3 separate regions of the Homo sapiens genome follow, and all the other regions are linked to region 2. Evidence: chromatin loops called from intact Hi-C (ENCODE). Cell type or tissue: K562. All regions are shown on one strand.

The links. Hi-C counts contacts between places; a loop is a spot of excess contacts. Peaks named below come from ENCODE experiments on the same cell type or tissue, not always from the same donor. Only the 100,000 strongest peaks of a DNase experiment are listed, where the experiment ranks them.
Region 1: it touches region 2 in a loop (5-fold over the local background); 2 of 110 quality-filtered maps call a loop at or near these places.
Region 3: it touches region 2 in a loop (2.3-fold over the local background); 4 of 110 quality-filtered maps call a loop at or near these places.

What each region holds. Positions count from the first base shown.
Region 1 is chr6:31,679,920-31,682,419 of GRCh38, reverse strand. LY6G5C (lymphocyte antigen 6 family member G5C) reads left to right here and starts at 1,353. Exons shown (of 3, transcript NM_025262.4): 1 at 1,353-2,167. The coding sequence starts at 2,047. RefSeq lists a silencer at 2,100-2,307. In K562, a CTCF peak has its summit at 1,529 (motif pointing left); a DNase peak (open chromatin) is centred at 1,509.
Region 2 is chr6:31,545,247-31,547,746 of GRCh38, reverse strand. ATP6V1G2 (ATPase H+ transporting V1 subunit G2) reads left to right here and starts at 1,139. Exons shown (of 3, transcript NM_130463.4): 1 at 1,139-1,269; 2 at 1,538-1,638; 3 at 2,166-2,500. The coding sequence starts at 1,188. The coding sequence ends at 2,339. NFKBIL1 (NFKB inhibitor like 1) reads right to left here and starts at 139. Exons shown (of 4, transcript NM_005007.4): 1 at 1-139. The coding sequence starts at 52. It overlaps ATP6V1G2-DDX39B (ATP6V1G2-DDX39B readthrough (NMD candidate)), which reads left to right and starts at 899. Exons shown (of 13, transcript NR_037853.1): 1 at 899-1,269; 2 at 1,538-1,638. RefSeq lists an enhancer at 1,106-1,605. In K562, a CTCF peak has its summit at 947; DNase peaks (open chromatin) are centred at 176 and 926; H3K4me3 peaks cover 907 bases.
Region 3 is chr6:31,768,965-31,771,464 of GRCh38, reverse strand. VWA7 (von Willebrand factor A domain containing 7) reads left to right here. Exons shown (of 17, transcript NM_025258.3): 8 at 1,352-1,464; 9 at 1,674-1,790; 10 at 2,262-2,447. Among named protein-coding and RNA genes, the nearest start is that of SAPCD1-AS1, 4.6 kb to the right of the region's middle. In K562, a CTCF peak has its summit at 1,509 (motif pointing right); DNase peaks (open chromatin) are centred at 864, 1,484 and 2,146.

The sequences.
Region 1 (2,500 bases), 130 kb before region 2:
CACTACTCTGGCTTTTCTCTAATACAATTTATTTTGTGTTATTATTTCTTTAAGACAGAGTCTCACTCTGTCGCCCAGGCTGGAGTGCAGTGGTGCGATCTCGGCTCACTGCAACCTCTGCCTCCCAGGTTCAAGAGATTCTCCTGCCTCAGCCTCCCGAGTAGCCAGGACTACAGGCGTGCGCCACCACACCTGGCTAATGTTTTTGTATTTTTTGATAGAGACGGGGTTTCACCATGTTGCTCAGGCTGGTTGCGAACTCCTGACCTCGAATGATCCCCCACCTTGGCCTCCCAAAGTGCTGGGATTACAGGCATGAGCCGCCACGCCCGGCTAATTTTTGGTATTTGTAGTAGAAACGGGGTTTCACCATGTTAGCCAGGCTGGGTGCGAACTCCTGACCTCAGGTAGTCCACCCGCCTTGGCCTCCCAAAGTGCTGGGATTACAGGCGTGAGCCACCGCAGTCCGGCCCTAATATAGTTTTTAAATTCATTCATTCCAAGGCTTTTGGGAGGCGCTCAGTGGCGTGCAGTTTCCTCTCGAATTTCTTTCTTCCCGCAGTCTTTCTGGGCGGGCGTCTCCCGTCTGTTTCTTCCCATCTTCCCCCTTATCATCCTGGGACTGGATAATTCTTGAATAGTCTGGGAGGTAGCAGGGAACCCGAGTTCGGAGCCTCGACCAGAACCTCCAGACGGGAAATTGGAGCAGGTGGTGTCGTTCCAGGACGCTGAGGACCACCTCCTCCCCTAACGCACAGCCCAACGATCCTAAAAGTAAAAACCCTGAGTTTCTGAGTCAAGACTGAGCTGGTGGGGTGGGGACCGAGTAGGCGTGGATGGGGAGCCCAGCGGGTCCCCAGCGGAGAAAATGGGTGAGACGCCTGGGGCCGCGGTCTCCAGAATTCGCCTGGGAGGGAGAGTGGCGCTACGGCGCCGCCTTCCTGGGGAGCCGCTTCGGGCTCCGGATGTCCGCTGGGGCCCGACGCTTGGGTCCCGACGCGCGGTTCGCACTTTCCAGGTTTCTTCCCCAGGGAACAGAGCTTGAGCGGGGGGCCACCCCCCCGTCCTACCGGAGTTCTGAGGTGCGGTCAGGCGCGGAGAGCGGACGCCCAGCGCCAGATTCTGTGGGCTCCGGAGTTCAGGCCCACTGAGCCGCAGCTGAGCACAGGCGGGGCAGGAAAAAGGATGAGGTGAGGGAAGGCGCTGGGTTCCTGGAACCCCAAGGGAGCACTGAGCTGAGTACGTATCGCTTGGGATCCAGGTGTCCTTGTTTTAGGATGTCTGACAGGTGTCCCCAGGGTATGAGAAGTGGGACTGGGCACCCCCTATTTGCTTTTTTTTTTTTTTTTTTGAGACAGACCACATGTTTCCTATCTTGGAAAATGGTACCACTTCCTTGTGCAAGCCTACCCCTGTTCCCTCACCCCTCGTTCAGTCCAACAGCAAATCTGTCCAGTCTTCTAACTGTATCTCAGGTTCATTAGCCCCGCTTCCTCGTCCCTGCTCGTCTTCTGCCGGACCAGTCCGCCATCTTGTGACCGGACTCGGGAATAGCGTCCTACTTCCCGGCGGCCTCCACTCTTGACCCAAATGCAATGTGCAGCCATGGCAATCTTTTATAAACAGAAATCCGATCAAGTTACTCCTCTGCCGAAATCCCTCTGGTCAGTGGTTTAACTGTCGAGGTGCTCCTGGCAGCACTCTGCCCTCCCCACATCATTGCTGGTGGACTTGTCTCCCCTACTAGACTGTGCCCTGTGAGGGTGGAGACTTTGTGCAGGGTTGTATCCCCAGCATCTGATGCAGTGATTCAATAAACATCTGTCCAATTAATAGGAAAGACAGTTCCTTTTCTCATTCCCCTATTGCTGGTCCCCTGCCCTCAAGCAGGATGTTATGCCCCAGAGTGGCTGTGGGTGCGAACATTCTGCCCCTCTGGCTGGTCTGGCACTGATTTCCACCCTGAGCTGGTGTTGCCTCTCTCCTTCCTCTTGGCCAACCTCTCTTCCACCAATATAAGCCCAAACTGGAGGCCAGCAGGCAGTCATGCGTTTTATGGCAGGCCCTGCAGGGAGCCAGAGTCTGGGTCCCCTGTGCTTCCACAGCAGCCCCCAAGCCCTCTACACGGTCCTCTTAATAGTGCTGGTCATGATGAGCTTGGTGTTTGGTAAGTGGCTCCAAGGGTTCAGAAGGGTCTCCTGGCCTGGATGGAGAAACCCACAGACACCAAGTGTCTGGGTACACCTGTCCAGGATGCTCAGGTAAACCCATGCAGGAGGAGAGATGGGACAGATGGGTTTGGTAGGGAATGCCTGCTCATGGACTGATGTGCAATCTGAAGATTTTTAAAAATTTATTATTATTATTATTTTTGAGATGGAGTCTCGCTCTGTATCCCAGGCCGGAGTGCAGTGGCGAGATCTCGGCTCACTGCAACCTCCACCTCCCGGGTTCAAGCGATTCTCATGCCTCAGCCTCCCGAATAACTGGGATTACAGGC
Region 2 (2,500 bases):
AGACAGATGTGGAGGCTTCTTCCTCTGGAACCTGGGGGGAGGGGTTACTCATCAGACCTGCCCCCGCCCCCCCAAGTACCCCCAGAGCCGTAGGCCCAAGGCCTGTGTTTAAGAAGCTCGGAGACGGGAGGCGGGAAGGGCGGAGACACTCCAGGCTGGAGGAAATGGCGCAAGCAGAGACGCAGGTGGAGGACGGAAGTGAACTGTGAGGGGCGTTACCGGATGTCGTTCCGCCCCGACCGGGTAGTTCTTGGCCAGATCTCCCAGGGGAAACTAGGGAACTTAAATTAAAGGGGCCGTCTGAAACCAGAAGACTGGACTGGAGGCGAGGAAAAGGAGGCGAGGGGAGGGGAGGGAGAAAAGAGAGTTATTTGGAGGTTTTTTCCCGCCTCCTCTAACTTGGCAGAGAGAGGAGATGGTTCAGTGATGGACGAAAAGATGAGAAGACAGAGAAAATAGAGGAGATAAAGACAGGATAAAAATCACATTAAACATGGAAAACAAAAACAAAAACCACAGTGGGACAACAACAGGGACAGATCAAAAAAAAAGAAAAAATACAGACAAAAGACGGAAGAAGACTATCGTAGGATGGGGCAAGTGAGATGCAAAAATTTGGACTTGAGAAATATGTAGAAAAAGATGGAGATGTTAACAACGGGAGGCAGGGGAGGGGGCGGGATGGTGGAGAGAGAGAGAAAGGTAGAGAGTTAGTTTAGAATTAAGCCCAGAATGCTCTTTTCCCAACACAGGTTGCATGATGACATCCTTACCTTTTCACCGCATTCACAACCCTTTATGCTTCCTCTGTTACCACCAATCAAGTTCTCCTTCTCTCACCTCAGTACTCCCCCGTCTCCGCCCCTGCCTCATCCCTAGACCTTTCCGACTGGGATGGCTAACCTGTTGTAAGCCCGCAGCTTTGGGCCTGGTCTCTGCTGCTCCCAGGCGGCCCCTTTGGGTACTGCCTGAGCAAGAAGTGCTGGAGAGGAGGACCAGTCATCAATAGGAGGATGAGATTGGGAGAGACACTCGGTGCAGGAGGCTGAGTGAGCAGGGGAGCACTAAGACCCAGGGGTAGTGGAGGACTGCAGCAACGAGCTGGAGGAGGAGAAGTAAGCGGTGGGGGGTGGGAGCCATCTGGTACTTTGACAGCATTCAAAACAGCATCGGCCATAACAACAGAAATGGCCAGTCAGTCCCAAGGTATCCAGCAGCTTCTGCAAGCTGAGAAGCGGGCAGCTGAGAAGGTGGCAGATGCCAGAAAGAGTGAGTCTCCTCTTTCCTCCCTTAGGAGTTTGGAAAGAAAATTGGGGGTGGGGGACAGCAAACATTTTGGGAAAACCCAAGGCTGGCGGGAAGACAGACAGCTAGGGTCTGGAGGCTGGTTAGGAGGGAAGAAATGGATGGATATTAGAATCTGGCACCTGGTTGGCTGAGAGAAGGCTGTATAACTTTCTGGAAGGGACTGACTCCTGCTATTACATTGTGTGTGTGTGGGTCCATCCCCACTCACTGTCCTTTCTTCTGCCTCCAGGGAAGGCCCGGCGACTGAAGCAGGCAAAGGAGGAGGCACAGATGGAGGTGGAGCAATACCGCAGAGAGCGAGAGCACGAATTCCAGAGCAAGCAGCAGGCGGTGAGTTGAGGCAGAGTCGGGTTGAGACCCCACTGCAAGTTGGTGGGTGCATCTAGTGAGGTGTGTAAGGGTGACTCAACAAGAAAATATGGTGGCAGAGGGCTGAGGCTGAGGGGACCCTGGCAGGGACCACAACATTGGTGAAACTTTGTGATGATATGTAGGAGAGTCTGGGAGTTTTGAAGGCCACATAGAGCTTGTGGGCGGAATGCCACAGTCTGTGTAAAGTATAACATCTATGTGGAGTATGATTAACATTTGTGGTGGAGGGTAGAGTTTTATGGTCATGGATGGTGAGGTGGTGGGGATATTACGGTCTGTTTTAGGATGAAGTTGCATGTTAGGTCTAAGGGGAAAGGGGACTGTGTTGATCTCTTTGGTGTTGGGATATTTCTGTGGGATGGGGGTGGTTTCTGAGAGGGCCTTTCTTCTAGGCTTTGTTTCAGGATCTTTCCCCTCATATGCCTGGACCCTTGTCTGTTTCTGCTTTTCCCTTTCTCTCTTCCACCCCTCTCCCTACCCCCCAGGCCATGGGCTCCCAGGGGAACCTGTCTGCTGAGGTGGAGCAGGCTACAAGGCGCCAGGTGCAGGGCATGCAGAGCTCCCAGCAGAGAAACCGAGAGCGTGTCCTGGCCCAGCTTCTTGGCATGGTCTGCGACGTCAGGCCCCAGGTCCACCCCAACTACCGGATTTCTGCCTAGGGCCACCGTAGGGCCTGACTCCTTCTGCCAGTTCCCTCCCTCAAAGAAATCCTCCAATCAAAATCACCTCCCACCATAATCCCTGTCTTCTTTCCATCCCCTAGAAATCCTGGGAGGCAGGATCCAATAATTTTCCTGTGACACTTATAAATATCCTGCTC
Region 3 (2,500 bases), 220 kb before region 2:
GTTGGAATGTCATCAGTTAAGGCTATTTTCACTTCTTTTGTGGATCTTCAGTTGCTTCAGGCCATCTGGATGTATAAGTGCCAGTCACAGGGGATATGATTGGTTAGCTTGGGCTCAGAGGCCTGACACCTCCCTCATCCTGCCTAACTCCCAGAGTTGAAATGATGATCAAATAAAATGCCTACTGGACTGAGAGTTGCCTAAATTTGAGTCTTATTTGCCTGCATACATCCTACAGTGGCTGGCATTTAATAGACTTATTATGTTTGATGAAGATATAAATAAAGGTATAACTAAGAACTTAGCACTTATGTGTCAAAGCACTATCTTAAGATTTGCAAAATCAACTCATTTAGTCCTCCCAATAAACCTCTGAGGTAAGTGCTATTCGGTCTCTTTTCTTATGAGGAAACCCAGTTTTTTTTTTTCTTTTCTTTCTTTTTTTTTTTTTTTGAGAGAGAGAGAGGGAGAGTCTCACTCTGTCACCCAGGTTGGAGTGCAATGGTACAATCATGCCTCACTGCAGCCTCGATTCAAGCAATCCTCCTGCCACAGCCTCCTGAGTAGCTGGGACTACAGATGAGCACCACCATATCTGGCTAATTTTTGTATTTTTTTGTAGAGATGGGGTCTCACTATGTTACCCAGGCTGATCTCGAGCTCCTGGGCTCAAGTGATCCTCCCACTTCAGCCTCTCAAAGTGCTGGGATAATAGGTGTGACCATTTTTTTTTTTATATACGCACATGTAGCCAATAAAGGCCTACAGGAAATGCCACCATTTTTTTCAGGGAGTGGAGGCCACCTTCCCACCAGGGACACCTAGGTCTGCCCTGCCCTGCCCCGCCCTGCCCCGCCCTGCACTGACAAGTATGACTTTTTTTTTTTTTTTTTGAGATGGAGTCTGTCGCCAGACTGGAGTGCAGCGGCACGATCTCGGCTCACTGCAACCTCTGCCTCCCGGGTTCAAGTGATTCTCCTGCCTCAGCCTCCCCAGTAGCTGGGGAGGCTACTGGGGAGCCTCTGGGGAGGCTACTGGGGAGGCTACGGGCATGCATCACCATGCCCAGCTAATTTTTATATTTTTTAGTAGAGACGAGGTTTCACCATGTTGGCCAGGATGGTTTTGATCTCTTGACCTCATGATCCACCCACCTTGGCCTCCCAAAATGCTGGGATTACAGGTGTGAGCCACCGCACCCGGCCAAGTATGAGTCTTATAATGGAGTATTGTTATTTCAATACCTGTCGGCTCCAGAAGCACACCAGGCCCCTCAACTGGGGAGGTGGCTCTGGGTAAGAATGAGGGGAGCTCTTTCCTCACTTATCTTAACCTCCTTTCCCCTTCCCAGGGTTCGGCCCTGTCTTTACAACCAGTGACCCTGACAGCTTCTGGCAACAGCTTAATGAGATCCATGCCTTGGGGGGTGGAGACGAGCCTGAGATGTGCCTGTCAGCCCTGCAGGTCTGGCCCCTCCCTTCTTCCCCGTTTCCTGGCCCCACCACCAGGGGGAGCTAGATCCCTCCTGGGGCTCCCCACCACCTTCAGCACCTAGATCCACTAGCTTCACTGTAGGGTTCCCGGGCCATATTCCCTTCTGCTTCATCCTCCGTGGCTCTACCCATTCCCCTCCTACTGCCATTGTTAACACTGGTCGTTGCCTTCCCTGCCAGCTGGCCCTGCTGCACACACCTCCACTCTCAGATATCTTTGTCTTCACGGATGCCTCCCCCAAGGATGCCTTTCTCACCAACCAGGTGGAATCCCTGACTCAGGAGCGGCGCTGCCGGGTGAGCAGAGCTAGTGGGAGACCCAGTGTTAGCCTCCCAGGGATGTGAGAGACCCTGTGATGACAATCTCATAACGAGGGTTGCACCACACTATGGTGGCCCAACAAGCCTTGGTATATGGTGGGAGAAGCAGACAATGAGTGGAACATTTCCTGATACCTTTAATGATATACGTAAGAGGCCCTACCCTTAATAACGCTGAATTTTTATTTGACCCTGCCTAATAAACAATGTGAAGAACTGGGGCTCTAGTCGCCAAAAATCCACTGTGACAGTTACAAGGGGGTGGCCAACTACTAACTGAAGGCAGGGGGTTCTGTCATTGGGATTCCCCACCCCAGCAGCCAGAAGGCAGGCAGAGACCTTATCACAAACCATCAGCTCTGGAGAAAGCTTGAGCACAGGGATTCTCATTCATAATAGTGGATGGCACTTGGACACCCCAATCACTGAGCTCTCTTCTGGGTACAGGTAACATTCCTGGTGACTGAAGATACATCAAGGGTTCAGGGTCGAGCTCGGCGTGAGATCTTGTCCCCTCTGCGTTTTGAGCCATACAAAGCAGTGGCCCTGGCCTCAGGAGGAGAGGTGATCTTCACCAAAGACCAGCACATTCGAGACGTGGCAGCCATTGTTGGGGAGAGCATGGCTGCCCTGGTAAGTGGGGGCCAGGGCCCTCACTTAGGAACTGAAGGGTGGTCAGGCTGCAC